Linked DNA regions of Homo sapiens: region 2 is linked to region 1. A link is a loop called in an ENCODE intact Hi-C map of the cell type or tissue named here. Cell type or tissue: adrenal gland. All regions are shown on one strand. Links, peaks and the distances in the headings refer to the core of each region. The heading gives the core; the rest is flanking DNA. Region 1 overlaps SULF2 (sulfatase 2). Region 2 holds the start of LOC124904922 (a long non-coding RNA gene).

Evidence for each region. A loop is a pair of places that touch in the nucleus more often than their neighbours do. Peaks named below come from ENCODE experiments on the same cell type or tissue, not always from the same donor. Only the 100,000 strongest peaks of a DNase experiment are listed, where the experiment ranks them.
Region 2: it touches region 1 in a loop (2.2-fold over the local background); 57 of 110 quality-filtered maps call a loop at or near these places.

What each region holds. Positions count from the first base shown.
Region 1 is chr20:47,672,795-47,683,268 of GRCh38, reverse strand. It overlaps SULF2 (sulfatase 2), which reads left to right. Exons shown (of 21, transcript NM_001387048.1): 7 at 100-275; 8 at 4,465-4,593; 9 at 6,135-6,191; 10 at 6,646-6,775. Among named protein-coding and RNA genes, the nearest start is that of SULF2, 110 kb to the left of the region's middle. RefSeq lists enhancers at 3,982-4,482, 7,845-8,810. In adrenal gland, for the core only: a CTCF peak has its summit at 5,249 (motif pointing left); a DNase peak (open chromatin) is centred at 5,344; H3K27ac peaks cover 333 bases.
Region 2 is chr20:47,769,320-47,779,793 of GRCh38, reverse strand. The region is part of intron 1 of SULF2 (sulfatase 2); the gene reads left to right. It overlaps LOC124904922 (a long non-coding RNA gene), which reads right to left and starts at 5,704. Exons shown (of 3, transcript XR_007067620.1): 1 at 5,624-5,704; 2 at 5,198-5,354; 3 at 140-5,049. In adrenal gland, for the core only: no CTCF peak of the experiment used is centred there; no DNase peak of the experiment used is centred there; H3K27ac peaks cover 1,490 bases.

The DNA.
Region 1 (10,474 bases), core at 1,691-9,690:
AGGGACGGGGCCTGAGATCTCAAGCGCCTGTCACCCCGGGTCGGAGACGGGCCAGGCACCCAGTCCCCACTGTCCCTTGCCTCCTCGCCCGTGTTGCAGATTTACAACATGCTGGTTGAGACGGGCGAGCTGGACAACACGTACATCGTATACACCGCCGACCACGGTTACCACATCGGCCAGTTTGGCCTGGTGAAAGGGAAATCCATGCCATATGAGTTTGACATCAGGGTCCCGTTCTACGTGAGGGGCCCCAACGTGGAAGCCGGCTGTCTGTAAGTGTGTCATCCCCCAGGGACCCAGGGAGGCCCCTGGGCCCAGCTCAGGGCTTCAACCATGCAGCCCAAACCCAAGCCCACCCTGGGTGGCACACAGTTTTCGCAGATGTACCCCAGGGCCAGCGGAAAGCAATTATGTCATGCATGTTATATCCCTCTGCTGGGGAAGGAGAGGCCGGGAGCTGTTAGCACCTGTGGAAACAGGTGTGGTGGGGCCGTATGCCAGGAAATCCAGGGAGCTGGGCTGTATACGTGTGTGCGCGCACATGCATGTCACCAGCGGGTGGGAATGGTGCTTGGATTTCTGTTCTGGGCTGGGCAGTCTTTGAGCCTGGAGGTTGTCAGGGAGGAACCCCGGACCACAGCACAGGCAGCTGGTTGTCAGCTGGGATCAGCTGAGCCAACTCTGGGCAGCAGCACAAAGGGAAATGCTCTTCCCTCCCATCCTTCCTGGAGGACCACGTGGGCCGCAGCCCTCAGCCAGCCATTCTCCTCGGGCTAACCTTTGAGTTGACATGTTCTGGCAGCGAACATGCTGCGTCTGGGGCAGGGGAGCGGACAGGCCACTGTTCCCGGCAGCAGCTTCCTTGGATCGGCTGGGATATTATGGAGGCTGGCTCAAATGAGGTTTTTGAAAAGCAGATGTGTTGCTATTAAGACTGTCATTTGGTCTGCCTTCTGCTCATGCCCAGATGTGGGAACACACACCCAGCACTCACACAGGGCTGGCTGCGGAATTCCTCCTGAAAAGGCGTTGACAGTGCAGTGTGGAATTCCAGACTGACATGTTCCCACTGCCTTGGACATTTTGCGAGAATTCCAGGAGGCAGGCTGCATGAGTTCAAGGCCAGAGAAAGTGATGACTGACTGTTGACCTTATCAGATCACGCCCGTCTTTGGCTCTTAGCGTCCCCATTGGACTAAGAGCTGTAATAACGACAGTCCACACGTATGGAGTGTCTACTCTTCAGGGCCTGGTCTAAGAACTACATAATAATTCATTGCAAGCCGGGCCCTGTGGCTCATGCCTGTAATCCCAGCACTTTGGGAGGCCCAGGTGGGCAGATCATTTGAGGTCAGGAGTTCAAGACCAGCCTGGCCAACATGGTGAAACCCTGCCTCTACTAAAAATACAAAGATTAGCTGGACATGGTGGCGTACACCTGTAATCCCAGCACTCAGGAGGCTGAGGCAGGAGAATCGCTTGAACCTGGGAGGTGGAGGTTGCAGTGAGCCGAGATCATGCCACTGCACTCGTCTGGGCGACACAGTGAGACTCCATCTCAAAAACAATTAATAATTCGTTTCAGCATCACAACTGCCCTGTGACGTGGATGCTCATAGTAGCCCCATTTTACACCCAAGGCCACTGAGGCACGGAGAGGTTAAGTTGCCTGAGTTTACAGCAAGTAAGGGAAGGGGCTGGGGCTTGAAACCAGGCAGTCTCTATTCCCATCTGCCACGCCTCTCAGAAACTTCAAACCATCCCTGTGAACAGAAAGAATCTGACCCACTGAGGGCTCTACAAACACTGACATTGGGGGTTTGGTCAGCCTCGGAATCTGTGATCTGACTCATAGGGCCCAAAACCACATCCCACATGGTCAAGAAAAAGAGAGTGCTCATGTCAGGTTTGGGACCAAAGACACACGGTATCTGTCAGCCAGGACTCCTTTGGTTGCAAGCAGAAATGACCTTTGAACCAGATAAGGCATGTAAGATAAAAGGAACACAGTAACTATAGTTACTGAAAAGTCCATGCACAGCTCCAGCCTCAGGCATGGCTGGATCCAGCAGTCTTACAATGCCATTGGAAAGCTCTCATTTCTTATCTCTCAGTCCCACTTCCGCCGAATTGGCTTCATTCTCAGGTGGGTTTTTCTCCTTGTGGCAGGGTCAGCAGCTCCAGATTTTCAGCCATCCTGTTTAGGAAGCCAAACTGCTTTGAACAGAAGACCTGAGGCTGACTCCCACTGGCCTGACTTAGGTCACGTGTCCTTCCCTGAACCATTCACTGTAGCCAGAGGTGACAGAAACCCTTGAGTAACCAGGCTGAGTACATTGGGCAGGGGACTCTGAATGGGGCCAGGTAGTTCCTACAGAATTAGAAGCTGTGACACAGAGCAAGGCATTGGTGCTGGCCAGGAAAAGCAACCACTGTCCTCCTTCCCCTGAGCCTGGGGGAGCGGGACCACTGGACAAGCTCAGCCCCATTAGCTGCCGGTTGCTGGGTTCTGCAGAGCGCCCGTCGCTCAGCAGTCTTCCCAGCTCCCTCGCCTCTGGATTCAGTTGTAGCGCCTCACGCTGGCCTTCGAGCCCCCCATGACACAGCCCCATCTTCAGCAGCTGCACACATGCTTGGCAGCCTGCCCGACGTTCACAGGGCACTGGACTGGGGAGAGATGAGGGGTTAAAGATGACGGAAACCCTAGGACCCAGGCCCTGCCCTGGTCCCCAGGGAACTAGCGGGGAAGGCACTCAGATGCTCTGACGGGACTGTCCACCATTCAACAGGTCCTGGGTCCTGTGCTGGGCACACCCCTTAAGTCCCTTACCCTACATTGGGAATGCCATCAGCCAGAAACAAGAGCCAGGAGAGGTGGCTCATGCCTGTAATCCCAGCACTTTGGGAGGCTGAGGCGGATGTATCACCTGAGGTCAGGAGTTCAAGAGTAGCCTGGCCAACATGGTGAAACCCCACCTCTACTAAAAGTACAAAAATTATGGGTGTGATGGCGCATGCCTGTAATCCCAGCTACTCGGGAGGCTGAGGCATGAGAATCGCTTGAACCCAGGAGGTGGAGGTTGCAGTGAGCCAGGATCATGCCACCACACTGCATCCTGGGTGACAGAGCAAGACACCTCTCAAAAAAAGAAACAGGAGCCAGGAAAGGTGGCAGATGTATGGGAATTCACTTAGCCAATATTTACTGAGTAGCTCCTCTGTGTTCTAAGGGTATAAGTCCTGGAGATACAGAAGTGACCACCTGAGCCAGCCTTCCTGCAGCTTAGAGTCTAACTGGGCAATAGACAATAAGCCAGAGAAATAAGTAAATTATATAGCATATGAGATGGTGATAAGTCTTCAGGAGAAAGATAAAGCAGGGAGGGTGGGGAGGGGGCGCAGTTCCGAATAGGGTCCTCAGGAGGGGCCTTGTGTTGGGTATCTGTGCTGCAGAACAAACTGCCACAAACTCAGCAGCTTAAGACAACACACATGTACAAACTCACAGTGTCTGAGGGTCAGAAGCCTGGGCCTAGCCCTGCAGGGTCGTCTGCTTAGGCTGAAATCAAGGTGCCGGCCAGGGCTGTGGTCTCATCCAGAGGCTTGACTGGGGAGCATCTGCGTCCCTGCTCATGGGGCAGGTCAAGTGCAAGCAGAGGACTTGAACCCATGCAGTCTGCCTCCCAGACTGCTCACAGTCTAGCTGCTGATTTAGAGTGGCTTGCTTCTTCAAAGCCAGCAAGGGGAGAAAGAAACCAGAGCCAGACTGCTAGCAGGATAGTAGTTGACTATCTCATAACACAACCACGGGAGTGACAGCCCATCACCTTCACAACCCACTGGTTGGCAGCAGGTGCAGGTTGGTCCACACCCAAGGTGAGGGGGTCACATTAAGGTGTGATCACCAGGGACAGGGATTCTGGGGACCACTGAGGCCTGTCACGGGCCTCCTTGGTCATAGAGCAAAGAACTAAAGGGGTGAGGGACGGTGGCCCCTGATCTCCAGGGAAAGGACATTCCAGGCAGAGAGGATGGTAAAGAAGAAGGCCCTGAGGCTGCACTGTGCCTGGGCTGTCAAGGAACAGCGAGGAGCCAGTGTCTGCCCCAGAGGTTCAGGGGAAGGGTTCAGGAAGGGCCAGGATTTGGGCTGGCTGTAAAGGGGGGGTCGCCTTCACTCAGGAAGTGGGGACAGGAAGGGCAGGAGGGGGACAGGGTGAGGCTGTCAGCTCACGGCATGAGCTGAGACACAGAAACTAAGGGGGGGCGAGCACAGAGTGGGGGTTCAGCTGAATCTGGGCCGCAGAGGGGAGCTGCTGAGGTTGAGGTGCCAGACTGCAGCTTCCATACCTGCAGATGTCAGCCTCCCACAAACTGCTGCCCACCTACCGCTCCCCACCCCCCACGCGAGGCTGAGGCACCACCACCTGAGTGACTGAGTCCCCGATCTCCTGCCTCCCCCAGGAATCCCCACATCGTCCTCAACATTGACCTGGCCCCCACCATCCTGGACATTGCAGGCCTGGACATACCTGCGGATATGGACGGGAAATCCATCCTCAAGCTGCTGGACACGGAGCGGCCGGTGAATCGGTGAGGACGGAGCAGGGCAGGTGTTGAGGGGGCCGGGACATTGACCTGCGGGAACTCAGAGCAAAACCCTGTGGGTCTAGAACGTGGGGTCTCCAAGGGTCGGGAGCTGGGGTTCTCAGGTCCCGCCATGCCAACCACTTACCTGCTGTGGGAGAGAAGCATGGTCCCCTCTCCGAGATTCTGTCTTCCCATCTGGAATGTGGCCAAGGTGACCAGTTGGGGACCTTCTCTGAGCTAAAATTACCCAAAGCTTGAAATGATAGCAGCAGTGATGGTAGGAGATGGTGCTAACTGCACGGCGCTTGTGTGTGAGGCCCTATTCTAAGTACTGTGCAGGGAAATCTAGGAATTTGATCCTCACAGTAACCCAGCGAGGTGGACATTATCATCATCCCCATTTTACCAGTTTGGAATCTGAATCCCAAAGCGATTGAGTGACGTGTCGGAGGTATCCCAGCAAGTCTGGATGTAGCTCTGGGAATTCAGATGCTGACTCACCACGCCCCATAACTTTAATGCTGGAGGGTGTGATGGGAACATATTCCTAGGTGTCCAGAGAGGCAGAATAGGAACCGTGAGGGTGAGCAAGTCAGACAGGTGGGAGGTGGGCTGAGTCAGGGCGGGGAGGCTGGTGTGGCCGCAGCGACATCTGGTGGCCAGCGCTCTTAACAGCCACCAGGTTCCTGGCCTCCAGGTGCTACTTCAACTCCTGGCTTGCACCTCTGGCAGCGGAGCCCTTCCCCTGTGGCCTCCCAGAGGCTCCAGCCAGGCGAGCACTGTGTGCCCACATCTGGCTGCCCTGTAGGGGGACCGTGTCCATTGAGGCTCCTCCCCTGACTGTGAGGCCAGGCAAGCTGTAATGGTATAAAATGGACATGTTTGGGGACACTGGCCTGGGAGCCAGGACACCTGGGGGTCAGGGGACAGGGTGGAAGCTTCCCCTCTCAGCTTCAGAGTCCCCATCTAGGAAATGGAAATGACCAGGTGGCACTGGATGAAACATACAAATTACATACATGCAACTGCAAAGCACCAAAGAAGAAAATACTCCCAAAACCCAATGCAATTAACCTGACATCAAGGCAACCACTGCGCCTGACACTGAGCTCAAGACAGAGCTCAAGACGCCAAACCACTGCGCCTGATGCTGAACCACTGCGCCTGACGCTGAACTCGAGATAGAGCTCGTCTAGTGCCGGGGGAGTTGCTGGGCTTCCTGGGAGGGGCTTGAGATGTGTGTGCGCGCACACACACACACACACACACACACACACAGTTACTTGGGTGGGACTTACAGTGATTTTGACCTGGGTCATTTCTACTGTGTGTGTCTCCAGACCCAAGTCTCTGGGGAAGGGGTGGCTCAACTCAGAGGAGGGTGGGCAATGCTCTAGTGCCCAGCTGGGCACACTCACCACAATTGCTGTCCAGGCTGACCGTAAACCAAGGCTGACTCCTGGTGCCGTCCCTGCTCCTGGGGGAACGGGGGGTCGTGGGAAGCCCTCATGTTGCTGAGAAGCAGGAGCCGTGCTTTTTTCCAGGTTTCACTTGAAAAAGAAGATGAGGGTCTGGCGGGACTCCTTCTTGGTGGAGAGAGGGTGAGTGCCGGGTCCTGGGAGGGACACCCCTGCCCACCTCCCTCCCTCTGCCCAGGAAGCTTCTGTAGCCCCACCGCATCATGCTATTCAGGAGCTGCCCATGGCTCTGAAGTTGGTCCAAAGGCCCCTAAACACAAAGCCCATTCACTGCTCCTATAGACACAGAATTGGGGTCTGAGGTCACGTGTACGCTTTTGGCATGCTTTGTCCAGCCTCTACAATGTCTTCAATTTATTTAATTTATTGCCAACTCATGCAATTTGGGAAGTTTCTTATAAAATTCCAATGTCTTAAGTTTCCTAAACATCAGAAGACCCGGGCAGGTGGCCCTGCGCCCTCCACTGTGAGGAAAAGCCGGAGCCGAGGGGGCACCCCTCTAGGTGGGCACACATGCCTCCGGGGCTCCTCCAGAGCTGAGAGGCCGGCCCCGCGGCTCCTGCTCTCTGCCCCATAGCAAGCTGCTACACAAGAGAGACAATGACAAGGTGGACGCCCAGGAGGAGAACTTTCTGCCCAAGTACCAGCGTGTGAAGGACCTGTGTCAGCGTGCTGAGTACCAGACGGCGTGTGAGCAGCTGGGACAGGTAAGAAGGCTCCCTTCCCTCCCAACGGCTCCCCCTCCTGACTGCAGCCGGCCCTGACCTGCGAGGCTCTGAGAGCCGCTGAGCCAGCAGGGCCAGGGCCTCCCAACGGGTAGTCCTTTGCTGCCGTGTGGTGCCCAAGATGCTGTTTGGTGGTGCAGGATGATGCTCACAATAAGTGATTCATTTCTCAGCAGCCTTTGGACCCTGACCGTGTCAGAGGCCAAGTGTCCCGTGGGTGTGTGTATGCCCTTAGCGCCTCTCTAGCCCTTGCCGATCTCTCTTGCACGAAGGCCCCAGCAGGAGTTAAATTATTTTATTTTCACCATATTCACTTTGACAGTATCCTCTTTGTGACTGGTTTTCCTTTTATAGGAGTAATAAGACATGGCTTTTTAAAATAAATATAGGTAAGGTTTTAAAAAGTGAATTGATTGCAAGAGAAATATTAAGGAAATTATGGCCAGGAACAGTCCGTGGCTCATGCCTGAGGTCCCAGCTACTCCAGAGCTGAGGCGGGAGGATGGCTTGAGCCCACGTGTTGGAGGCTGCAGTGAGCTATGATTGCGCCACTGCACTCCAGCTTGGGTGACAGAATAAGACCCTGTCTCTAAAAACATAAGAAAAAAGAAAATTATCTGGGAAGTATCAGAGATAGCCAGAAACTGACATGTTTGGGAAAGCCTGAAGGAGGCTTTTCTGAGGCTGGAAAGCCAGGGCAGGCTTGGAGAGGAGGGTCGGGGGCGGGGCAGGGCAGGGAGGGGAGTGGGATGGAAACTCTGCCTTGGCTGGCCCAAGGGGTGCCGGAGGTGTGTCCCTGCCCTGCCTGTCAAAGGCTGGGACTTTGAGCTGGGGCTGGAGCTGTGTGCCTGTTTCACCTATGAGAAAAAGCAAAACCAGGGCCCTGGTATTGAAGGCCAAGGCCTGAAGTGGATGCGTTTCTGATGGACTGCATTTGAATGACTCCATCTTAACACTGCACACAGAATTAGTACAGGCCCATACAGGCCTGACTGTGCCTCCCCACCCAGTGTGTGTTTGTAAACCCACAGACCCCTCTTAGTCACACAATTAACCCGTATCTGCCACCGGGCAGGAGCTGTGGATTTCATCCCTCCGTTGTACAGCATGAATGCGTCCCCCCGCTTGCCAGGCACTGTCCTAGGCGCAGGGCCACAGCCTCGAACATGCTCAACAGAAGCTCCTGCCCTCCCAGAGCTGATGTTCTGGAGAGAGTTCAGCCTTGACTTTGTACCGAGATCCCAGAAGTGGTTCTGATTTTAGTTCTGGGCTAAAAGGAGTGAAATGAGGAGGCCAGGAAGTCTTTGCCCCTCGACGAGGGAACGTTGTCAAGTCCCCCACTGGTTCTTTCTGATGTCTCCCCTGACCCAGATCAGGGCTTGGGCAGCCAGAATGACCTCTTTGCTGGGGCCAAGAAAGAGGAGGTATCAGCATTTTCCAAACAATCAGAGCACACCACTGAAGCCAAAGGAAGAGAGTGCTGAGGGCGGAGTTTGGGGCACTTAGCCTAGGCCAGCTGGGAGGCAGCAACCCACGGCCCCCGACCCAGCCCCGGAGCTTTGGGGACCTCAGGCTCAGACGTCTGCCCCCCATCCCAGGCAACGGCCCTGCTCACAAGCCGGTACTCCCCGAGTGCCGTTGCCATGTCCCTGCTTGTGCCGTGCCTTCTGGAATGCCCTGCCCAGTGTAGAAGCTGTACCCTGTGGCCCGAGGACGTCTCTTAGGGGCCTCACACCCAGCCATAGCATTGTCTTGGGTACCTTGTCCGTGCTACCCCACGTGGTAGATGTTTTTTTGTCATTTGCTGAACAAACGTGCCCAGGAACCGAGCTCATGTGCATCTGTCTGTCTCCCGGTGACACGGGGACATCCTAAGGGCAGGGCCCGGCTAGAATTCATGTCATCATTGCCAAAGCCCAGACCAGGGCCCAGGCCGGGCAGGAGTAAATGTGCCCTGGGCACCTCGTAATGATGATCATCACGGGCAACACGTGAGTGTAAGCTCTACCTCCAGCCACCCTATCTGGCAGGTATGTTCTGTACACGGGGAAACTGAGGCCCAGGGCTCAGGCAAACTGCCCACAGCCTCACAGCTTCAAGTGGTGGAGGCAGGATTTGAACCCAGGTAGTTGGGCTGCGGGACCTTCGTTCTCAGCAGCTGTAGGGACCCCAAGTCAAGCCGACACTGGCCCAGCCCTGTGGGGCTCAGGCGCCGCCCCCGCCAGGACAGCCTCGGGACGGGCCATGTGGACACGGCTTCTACATGAGTAGTTGCAGGGGCAGCAAACCCTTTCCGCACAAGATCAGACAGTAAATAGTTTGGGCTTTGCAGGCCACATATTTGTTTTTGTTCTTGCTTTTTACAACTCTGAAAACGTACAATGTAAAAACCGTCCTTGGTTTGCAGGCCATACAAAAACAGGCTGTGGGCTGGAGTTGACTAGCAAGAGGGCTGCTGTTTGCCGACCCCTCAAGTCGTGCCCCAGCTGAGTTTGTTGGGTTGGAGCGGGGAGCAGGCAGTGGGGAAGGAGAATTCCAGGCAGAGAGAGCTAAGTGGACAGGAGGCTGCTCGCCAGCGCACACAGCTCAGGGCTTCACGCAGAACTCAGAGCCCTGGCTTTTCTTGAAAAATCAGACCTGGGCTTCTGGGCCTGTGCTCCCCTCTGGCGACAGTCAGATGGGTATAGCCGGTCACAGTGCCCACTTTAGCCTCCCCAGGTCCCCCAGGCGCTTCTGGGCTGGCCTCATTCAGGGCCATGCCTGCTGGCCCATCAGTCTACTTCTGCACTAAGGAATCCAGGTTGCTGGAAGGGCCTGCATGCATTGAAGGGGATGGGAGGGTGGCAGGGCGCTGTGAATGCAATTAGATTCAGCCTCCAGGTGAGAACAGATGGGCGGGACAGGGGCAAGATGAGCAGGTGAAAGGCACCAGGGCCTTCAACGGCAGCGGGCGGGGGCAGACGGTGCAGCAGAGGGTTGGGGGGGATGGTGGCACCAGACTCCACACTTTTCCTTACAGCTCTTGCACCTCCCAGTTGTGTGACCCAGGACACATCTCTCTACCTCCGTGTGCCTCATCTTGAATCGGCACAGTAATGACAGCACCTGCCTCGTAGGGTAGCGTGAGGTGTAGTAAGCAAGTTAATATATTAACACACAGTGCTTGGCACATGCTAAGTGCTGGAGAGACACAGGGAACAGATCTGACCCATGGCCTGGAAAGGTCACTTTGGCACAGAATAGGCCCTAAAGAGTCACTGGGTCAATGGGCTGGAGCAGCTGTGGACAGAAGGGAAGAGAATCCAGTTTACAGGTGGTTGCAGAATCCCGTGAGGGGATCCAGGAGGCTGGAACTGGGGAAGAGCAGAAGGATCAACACGAGAGATTTGGACAGTGATTCTATCTACATTCAGCGTCTGACCACAGGCCTGGAGTTGAGTGCACACGTGGAGCCTCTGCACACACTGCACTGATTGAGTCTGGGAAGGTGGTCAGGGGAGACCTCCTTGCGCTGGAGCAGACGGGAAGGAAGAGAAGCCTCCAGCAGCAGGAAGGGCTGGAGAAAAGGCATTCTAGGCAGAAGGAACAGTGAGCGCCAAGTCCCTGGGGCAGCAGCCCACAGGGGATACTGGAGAGAGGGCTGAGGGAGAGGAGGACCGATGGGTAGGCCAGGGCCAGATT
Region 2 (10,474 bases), core at 953-8,952, 97 kb before region 1:
CTCTACTAAAAATACAAAAATTAGCCAGGCACGGTGGCGCACACCTGTAATCCCAGTTACTCGGGAGGCTGCAGCAGGAGAATCGTTTGAACCCAGGAGGTGGAGGTTGCAGTGAGCTGAGATTGTGCCATTGCACTCTAGCCTGAGTGACAGAGCAAGACTCCATCTCAAAAATAAATTAAAAAATAAAATGGAGAACCATTGGAGGGTTTTAAGTCAGAGAATGATATGATTTGTGTTTCAAGAAGATCCTGCTGGCTCCTGTGAGAGGCGTGCTGTGCAGATGGAAGTGGTATCACCGGGACTGTTAGGCAACAGAGAGGGCCCGAGAGTGGCTTGGACCGTGGTGGTATCAATGGAGATGGAGTGAAATGGGGATTGGAGATGTATTTTGGAGGTAGGGCCCACAGGACTTCCTAGTGGATTGGATTACAGAGTGAGGGAAAGGGCTTTGATTCTCAACCGAGGGTGATTTTGACACCCAGAAAACATTTTAACACTATCCGGAGACAGTATAGGTTGTCCCAACTGGGGAAGGGTTGCTACTGGCATCTAGAGGGTAGAGGCCAGGGATGCTGCTTAACCTGCAATGTACGGGATGACCCCACAGTGAAAAATGATTCAGCCCAAATATTCATGATGTATCCTGCCAAGGAGTCAAAGGTGACTAGGCAGCCTGGTGCGTGGTGATTGCTAAATAGGGAAGATAGGAGAGAAGGTTTTGGGGAGGAGGAGTGATCTGGAATTCCGACGTGGAAATGTTGGGTTTGAGATGAACCCCACCTGGATGTCTGAAAGCTCAGTGGGTGGTGAACGTGGATGTCTGCAGCCGGTCGGGGCTGGCAACCTAAGTTTGGGAGTTATCGGCATATTGATGTTATTTTAAGCTGTGGGACTGGACACAATTATCCAGAGAGAATGTGTTTTGTTTTCTAGTGTGGTTTTCTCCCCCCAGCCTCCCCCTAGTGCCTGTCATGAATCTATTTGATGAATATTTTTAGCATATCCCACATGCTCACCTCTCTGACATTTCCAAGAAGTTCCTGAAGGCTCGGGCTGAGCCTCCCCTTCTTCATCGCCTGGTTTCTCAGTGATTAACAGACAGAGCTAAATATTCATTGCTCTGCCACAGATGCCCTTGGGAAATTGCTTAAGGTCATGTGGGATCTCGGGCCTTGTAGGCAGCACGATGCCTTCTGGGTGGAACAGCTGTTGGCATGGCCTTCAGAGCTTCTCCTCCAGCCCAGGCCAGGGCTTCTTGGAATTCTCTGTAACCAGAATGTTTTGAATTCCCCACGTTCTCTTAATGTGATTCCAAAGCACACGTTGCCCAGTGGCCCTGGCCTCTGCCATGGAGCGTCATCTTACAGAAGGCCTGGCCCACTGCTCTGCACACCTGGGCCCAGCTTGAATCTTAGATAAATTCTATCCCAAACTCAGAGTTGTTATGGCCAGGTCTTGTGTGTGTAAGTTGGTGGACAGGGCCATCCCCAGGGACCACAAATAGTACCAAAGATGTGTTTGGCCATGTGGAAGCCAGATGTGTTAGGGGAAGAATGTGGCCAATAGCTTTTCTTATTGGCTCATGGTCAGGACCCCAGCGGGTGACTTGACCCACCCCAGTAGCCAGAGAAGAGGAGCTTTTTTGTTTTTGAGACAGGGTCTTGCACTGTCATCCAGGCTGGAGTGCAGTGGCACAGTCTCAGTTCACTACCACCTCAACCTCCCAAGCTCAAGTGATTCTCCCACCTCAGCCTCCCAAGTAGGTGGGACTATAGGCACAGGCCACCATACCCAGCTAATTTTTTTTTTTTTTTTTTGGTAGAGATGAGATCTTGCTATGTTGCCCAAGCTGGTCTCAAACTCCTGGGCTCAAGTGACCCTCCAAAAGTGCTGGGATTACAGGCGTGAGCCACCCTGCCTGGCCTGGAACTTTTTGAAAAGAGATTGAAAAAACTGTTAGCTCACAGAAGCCTTGGAGATGTTCCTGCTTGGTGAAAATCAGACCATCTGAAAGCCACATTTCTGGTCTGCTCTCGAGACAGATACTATCCATAGACTTCTGATTGCAGGCCACTTATCTGGATATTTCAGAGACCAGGAAAGCCTACTATAATTCTTAGTAGCTTAGAGTCCTGATCATTTTAATGTGAATTGAAATGGTTTCATTATGAGGAATCACATTTCTGACTGACAGTGGCTTATGCAATAGAAACATTTAATTCTCACATAACACCAAGTCCAAAGCAGGGGAGTCCAGGCGCTGGTTTTTCAGTACAACAGTGTCATCCAAGGTCCCAGGATCTTTCAAGCCTCTTCTTCTGTCCTCATCATGTCTTTGGCCTTGTTGCCTCATAGTCTCAATATGGCTGCCACAGCTCCAGACGTCGCATCACCCTACAAAGTGGGACTATAGGACAGGACTCCTTGCTGTCTCTCTTTTAATCAGAGAGTAAAATCCTTGCCAGAACACTCCCACCCTAGCAGACTTTGCTTTCTGTTTCATTGGTCCGGAGTTGGGTTTTGCACTCACCTCTAAATCAAACACTGGGAAAGGACCTGGCTCCTTCCTATGCTTCGGATCTCAGCTGAAATGTCACCTCCCTAGAATGCTGGAAGGACAACCTGTTTTATGTTTTATAACACTTATCACTCTCTGGAATTAGCCTGGTTTGCTTATTTGTCCTTTGTCTTCTCTCTCCTCACTAAAAAGCAAGCTCTGTGCTTGTAGGGACATTGTCTGTCTTGTTCATCGCTGTATCCCCAGCACTGAGAACCAGGGTGGCACTCTTTGGATACTCAGTAAATTTTTTTTTGAATGAAGGAAGCAAGAAAAGAAAGAGGCTTGGAGAGCTACAGGCACATCTGGCTAGCATGTTTGCTCGAAGGTGACTGCTCAGGGCAAGGATGTCAAAACCTGTTAGTCATTTGCAAAAAGCTAAGCAGGTGGCTGGGAGGATTGGTTTCATACACACTCACTTGCTCCCCAGTGCCAGAGCTGGGGTTTTGTGCTAGCATTGCTTGCAGAGGAAGGATCGTCCCCTTTATGCCACGGCAGGGACCTCACGGCCTTGCAGAAGGGCTGGTGGAACCCTCCACTTCTGATGACTCTGGGGCCAAGCTAGTCTTCCAGGTCAGTGGTGTGACATTCTAATGAGGGCTCTTGGGTTAAATATTTCTGCATGTGCCCTTGAAAAGACAACTCCCTTCCCTAAATTGTCCCTTCCTGAAAGAACAGCGGTCACAGCCCAGGAGAGCAGCCTCTTTAACCTCCACTCCCCAACCTACCCTCCTGAAAGCTCACATTTACCGAGCACTTTGTACAGGCTAGTGGTGGTTTAAGTGCGCGCTCCTGTGAATGTGGAATAACTCAGCGATGTGGGGATCTTCCAACCCCGTTTTACAAAGGAGGAAAGAGACACAACGAAGTCTCTCCTTGCTCTGCCATGCTGGTAGAATAGGACATCACAGGCCACCTAACCAGGGGCTCTGTTCAGCTCGCAGAAATGTTTTGTTTGAACCTTCTAAAAAGCTGTCAGATTTGTAACAACTACGAGATTTCACATTTTAAAAATCTGGATTTTCAGCTTCTCCTGAAAAATGGGGAGATGTGGTCCCCACCATCCCCTATAGCCTGACATTGTGAACCAATTCATTTGGCTTTTCATTGCACTTTCCCTTCTGTTTTTCTCATTGTGGAGCAATATTTCTCTGTTCCATCTCTACCAAAAGTGGCCAGATGAGAGCTGGAGAGGAAGTGGGGTGTGGAGTTTTCTTATGCGTCCACTTCACCCGTTTACATTATCTGCCTGGCCCACGTAGGCATTTGAGTTTGTCTCCCGTTGTGACACTTTGTACCCAATGGCTACACTTCCAGGGACATTGCAAGTGTCCCTGGACACTTACATTGTGCATTGCAAGTGTGTAGTAATAATAATGTCTAATATCTATTGATTACTTTTTGCCCAGCATTTCATCATCACAGCAAGCCTTTGAAGCAGGGACTAATATCATCTTCACTTTATCAGTAAGGAAACTGAGGCACTGTGTGTGATGCCCTCACTAGAACAGGAGGTCCTGAAGCTTGTTCATCTTTGTACCATCTGTGCTAGGCTTACTGGCTGTTTGAATGAATGACTAAAGGAATGAATGAATGATGTTCTCCTCCAAGTGTTCATTAGCCGAAGAGGCTGAAAGTCTTAACCTCATAGTCATTTGTGACATTTCTGTTGGGGGAATGGGCTCTGATCAGTGTCACTGAGGATTCTTGGGTTGTGTTTCTGCTGTATAACAAACCACTCCAAACTCAGTGGTTTAAGGTAACAACATTTTATTTTGGACGATTCTGTGGTTTGACCAGGTGGTTCTTCAGCTTCATGTGATATCAGCTGGCAGGTCTAAAACAACCCCATTCAAATGGCTGGCAGCTCTTGCTGGTCACCAGATGGGAGCTCAGTTATTCTCCATGTGGGCTCTGCCCTATGGCTACTTGGGCTTCCTCGCAGTATGGCAGGTTCAGGGTAGCCTGACTTCTAAGAGTGCAAAAATGAAAGCTGCCACGGTCTCTTAAGGCTTAACCGCAAAACCGGCACAGCATCACTTCTGCCACCTTCTCTTGGTCAAAACAGGTCCCAAAGCCAGCCCGGTTTCATGAGGTGGGGCCCACACAAGGGTTTGAATACCAGGCAGTGTGGCTTTTTGGAGTCCACCAAAGTACCCATTCATCACAGACTGCAAGTAGCAGAGCCCAACACTTACTACCTCAAGCTGGAACAGGATTTACTGGGGGGCTCAGGAAAGGACAGGTCAGGAACTGAGGAAATTCTGGGGACCTTGGCGCAGGAGTTACTAGCAGCCTCCTGAAGGAGAGTTTCCATCCCAATGCGACAAATGCACCCCTGCTTTTTCTTTCTGCCCTTGACACTTTATTTGACAGTTGGGGACATGGTAAGAAAGTCTGATTGACCTTGGTCACATGATCACCCCTTGGCAGAGAGGATGGGGGCATCTTGGCAGAGGGGAGGGAGTCCTCAAAAGGAAGCTGGGGTGCTGTCAAAAGAAGGGGACCAGATGGACAAAAATTGTTAGAAATCTCTGCACCGCCCCTGCATAGGTGACTCCACCCCTGGCAGAGCAATGAACATTTTAAAACGAGTGAATGGACTTTGAAAGTCCAGTATAAGTAGAATGCCCAAACCTGTGTGGCAGCTTCTCCAGCTCCAGGGCCCCATAGCTCAGGTGCTGCTGGGGGTCTGGAAGCTTCTCTCCACTTTACGGGGCAAAGTCAACTCCTAGAACCCCTGCCATGCCTCAATATCCCCCTCCAGAAGATAGGGGCAGTTTGCTTCTGGCTCCTGAAAGGAGAGCATGCGCGGTAATGAGGGACCTGGGCTCAATGCCTGCACTCCCTCCTCCCAGACCCCGCCTCACCAGTGACACTGCCTTCCACCCCAACACCTGGTGACACCCAGTGAGTCCCCGCAGCAGGGGAGGCTGCTAGTAGGAAAAACTGATCCAGACTAATCTCAGCTCGCAGAGCCTCTGACCCGGGCTTTCCTCCCACTTGCCGGTCTATTTCCGGCTGCTAATTAGATTGCACAGCAAGCCACATTGGGAAGCCGACCTGTCGTTCCAAAGGCACTCCACTCGCATCTCCAAATGTAGCAGGTGATTTGGTAAAAGTTGATTCTGACTCCTTCCCCCAGCTTCTAAAATAATTGTAAGTGTCGGGCTGTTTCCAAGGTGAACTAATGAACAGCTCATCTGCTAATAGCAGGGGCAAGCTGGCTGAGGACGGCACGCTCGCCTGTGGATTGGGTGAAAAGGAAAGAAGTAATTGGATTATTAATACCAAGCCGTCAAAATACCTTTTATTCCTTTTATATTCTTCTGGAAGGAAACGACAATCTCTGGAAACATAAATACATGTTCTGTGGGGGTAAGCAGGGCTAAGAAAATGTGGGGCTGAAAAGGAGGAGGGGGTTAAAAAGGTGGAATTGTCAGTCCCCACTGTGGCAGTCTACACTGAGAACCAGCCCACAGTTAGGCGTGAATAATGACTCTGTTCAAGTCGGACTTTATTGCTTTTGGCCAAAGGCCTTTTGCAGAAATAACTTTGTAACTCCCTGCCAGGGAAGCTTTTGTCCACAGCTGAGACAAAGGAACAAAGAACAGAGGTGGGAATTTCTGTATCTGATTTCTACTTCCTCTAAACAGCCAGAAAGGACAGCGGGTGTGGCCTGCCCAGAAGGCATGGGCTGGGGCAAAGGGGTGTCCAGCCTCCTGTGGGCCACACTGCCGTGCTCGGCTGCACCATGTTGGTTTCATTGTGCACATTCCCACCCCAGGGCCTTTGCACTTACTTCCTCCGTTCATAGAAAGCATTTTGCCCACAACTGGCTTCTCGCCCGCCTCTGCTCTCAGCTCAGATGCCATTTCCTTATGCCACCTCCTCATGCCAGAGAGGCCTTTCCCAATTTACTGTCCATCCTATCACCTGACAGCTTCCTCCAAAGCTCTTAAGACAATCTTCATTCATTCATTTTCTCCTCCACCAAGGTATCACAGCTCCATGAGGACAGAGGCCTGGCCTGCCTTGTGGCCACTGCTGTTTCTTAGCATGTGGCACATAGTAGGTGCTCAGGAAAGATTGGATAGCTTGGAAGAGTCGCACATAGCTCCCAGGCCAAGCTCCAGCGGGGCTTTATGGAGCCCGCTCAGTGCTTAAAATAGGTTGAAAGTTTTTACTTTGGAAATGGTGTTTCCGGTGTAGTCCAGGCGCCACCCCATCTCTATCCTAAATCTAGGCCACTTTACTCACTCAGGTCTCCTGCCCGACCCTTGGATGCATTTGCATATTTGTCCCTGCTTTAGACAAAGGCCACTGCAAACATATCTCTCTCCAAAGGTCACCAGACAACATCCAGACTTCTTGCATTGCCAAGTCTTGTGCCAGACCGGTGGCCTCCACCAACCAGGTCCCATTGACTGGATCAAGGTGTAGTCTTCATCTTAGCCGTCCACGCACAGGGCGTAAGTGGCGTTGATCTCATCATAAGCAGGTCATGGCAGGAGGAGGGTCGGGCAGGAGACCTGAGTGAGTGAAGTGGCCTAGATTCAGGATAAGAGACGGGGTAGGGCCTGGACTACATTGGAAATGCCATTTCCAACGTAAAAACCTTTAACTTTTCCTTTTTCCCCTTTTCCTTTTCTGCTCTCCTCCAAGCCTCTGGGTCATCAAGGAGGGAATCGCGTGAACTCCTCCTTTATGGTCTTCAAGGAGACCTACTCCCAATGTAAGGGGAAGCGCAGAGGCCTTGGCAAGCAAGAATGTAACCACAATGTCATTGCCTTTATACTGTTGCCATCTAAGTATGGCAGGGGTTCTCACCTAGGGGCAGTTTTGCCCCCTAGGGGGACATTTGGCAGTGTCTGGAGATATTTTTGATTGTCACAACTGGGGTAGGTGCTACTTGCATCTCATGGACAGAGGCCTGTGAACACCCTGTGATACACAGCACAGTCCCCCATCGAAGAATGATCCTGCCCACGCGGCAGTAATGCCAAGGTTGAGAGACCCAGGTTTATGGCAATGGGTGCTGGTTCCTCCAAGATAGACTTTTCTTTCTAAATAAATTTATTGAAATAAGAAAGGGAATGAATGAATGAATTTAGGCCCAGATTTGGGTATTCTACTTATACCAGACTTTTAAAAATTCATTTATTTATTCTGAGACGCTGGCATATGGGATGGAGCACAGAGGTTAACGATCAGCCCTGTCATCCCTTTCGGAGCAGATCAGGCTGTACCATTTGCCTCAAATCAGGAGCCCCTGCCCTGGAAGCTGCCATCTTGCCAGAAACTTCCTGGGGAGCTGCCTGTAAAAAACTCTAGCAGCAGTTGATTCTGGCCCAGGTGGAAAAGCTGTGTTATCCCAGGCGGAGTTCCGGCAGGTTGGGAGATGTTTCCAGGTCTCCTGCCCAGCCAGGCATGATGAGCATCCTTCCAAGCTTGGCCCCGGAGCCCTGGCCCAGCACCCCCATTTGAAGCCTGCAGAGCCTCATCATCACTGCCCCCGCCCCCGCCCCATCCTGCCACTGACAAGCCAATACCTGCCTGATGAGAGGGGCTCCCAGGGACAGCAGCCTTCCCTCCTGGACTCCAGGGCAACCTCCATGTTGTTGGGCGGCTTTGAGCACAGGGCTCAAGGGCAGAGGCTGAGTTGGAAAATTTCTTGCCTCTGCAGAAGGGAAGAGCTGGGGGAGGTTGGGGCCTTTTTCCCCAAACGAGGTCTTATTCTTCTGTGGGGTTTTCTGGGTTTGTTAGGTGGCTTCCTTTCTACTTAAAAATAAGCTGGGAGTGGTTAAAAAATGGGAAGAAATCAATGTTTCTGGCGTACATAGAACTGAGCAGATGTGTTATCTAGAATAAGGAGGAGAGGTTGTTGTGACTCTAGCTCCTGGTACGAGCCCTTCAGTTCACCCTCCTGCCCTGCTCAGAACCCCCTGGACCTGACATCGTGGCTTTAACACCCTTGGGTCATGTGAGAAGGAAGAGTGCCCACCCAGGACTTTCCGAGGCTCACAGATTCTTTGAAATGGACGTGAGCACAAACGCCCAGCCCCGACAGCCAGGGATCAGATCGGGTTTCACTTCCTAGGAGGGAGGATGTACTGCAGGGGAGGCCCACGTGGCTGCCCCAGGCCTGGCCAGCCTCTGTGACCCAGCAGGACTGACTGTTTTACGGGATGGCCACACGGTACCCTGCAGGCTCATCCATGGTGGGACCTTGATGCTCCTTTGTTGAGATGTGGGTCTGTGTCCCCTCCCCTTGAATCTGGCCAGACGTGCGTAGCCCTGGTGGAAGGAACACCATGGGACAGCAGAAAAGATGAGCCAGCTCCCCCTGGATCACTGGGACCCTCGCTGTTGTGTAAGAAATCAGACCCCACTGCAAGGCCGCCATGCTGTGAGGAAGCCCAAGCCACACTGAGGCCACATGGAGGTGCCCACTCCGCAGCCCCTCCCAAGCTCCCAACCGACTGCCAGCAACAACTGCCAGACAAGCCAAGGCCCTGCTGAGCCTTCTCAGCAGTGGCCTCAGACGTTACAAAGCAGAGACCAGCCCTTCCTGCCATGTCCTGCGCAAGTTCCTGATCAGGAGCCTCTGAGAATAAAAGAAAGATTTTAATTCACCACTAAGTTTTGCGGTAAATTGTTACACAGTATTAGTAACTGGAGCATTCAGCCAATTCCAGTCTTCCCACCGTGCAGTTATTCATTCATTCACTGAACAATATTCAGAAACCGTCCACCTCTTGCCCCTTCTTTGCTCCCACCTAGTCATCTCAGTGGCCTCCCTGTGCCTACCCTCATGCCCTGCAGTCTGTTCCCCTCACATAGTCAGAAGGATTCTGTTAAAACTTACATCAGGGCTGGGCATGGTGGCTCATGCTTGTAATCCCAGCTCTTTGGGAGGCTGAGGTGAGAGGATTGTTTGAGTCCAGGAGTTCAACACCAGCCTGGGCAACATAGCAAGACCTCATCTCTACCAAAAATTTAAAAAGTAATCGGGCATGGTTGTCCTCACCTGCAGTCCCAGCTGCTTGGGAGGCTGAGGTGGGAGGATTGCCTGAGCCTGGGAAATGGAGGTTGCAGTGAGCTATGTTCGTGCCGCTGCACTCCAGCCTGGGCGACAGAGCAGGACTCTGTCTCAAAAAAAAAAAAAAAAAAAAAAAAACTACACCAGATCACATCACCCGCAAGCTAGAACCCCCCAGCCCCCTTCACTCAGCTCCGTGCCGCCATGCGTGCCCCCTTTCCGGCCCTCCCTCAGGCATCTTCCTACCTCAGGACAGTTGCGCTTTCTGTTCCCTGTGCCTAGGATGCTCTTCCCCTAAATATCCACAAGGCATGTTCCCTCCCCTCCTGCAGGGATCCACCCAACTGTCATCTCTCAGGCCTTCGCTACCCAACCTATTTAAAGTTACACCCCCTCACTCCCTAGCACTCCAACCTCCCTCCTTAGGACTTGATCTCCTTGGGACACGTTGCCTCATATGTTGTGTAATTTATTTTGGTGTCTGATCCATGAAGGATTGTTTTTCCTGATTCCCAGCACTGAAGAATAGGGCCGGGAACATAGTAGGTGCTCAGGAAATCTCGGCTGCCTATCTGGAAGAATTAGCACCTCGGCTCTGCCAGGAGCTGGGGCCGTGGCGTCAGGCAACCAAGAGACAGCCCCTGCCCATGCGAGCTTCTGGTGGAGGGATGCCCCTCTACAAAATAAAAACCCAGGCCAGGTGCAGCGGTTCACGCCTGTAATCCCAGCACATTGGGAGGCCAAGGTGGGCAGATCACTTGAGGTCAGGAGTTTGAGACCAGCCTGGCCAACATGGTGAAACCCTGTCTCTACTAAAAAAAAAAAAAAAAAATACAAAAATTAGGCAGGTGTGGCCGGGCGCGGTGGCTCAC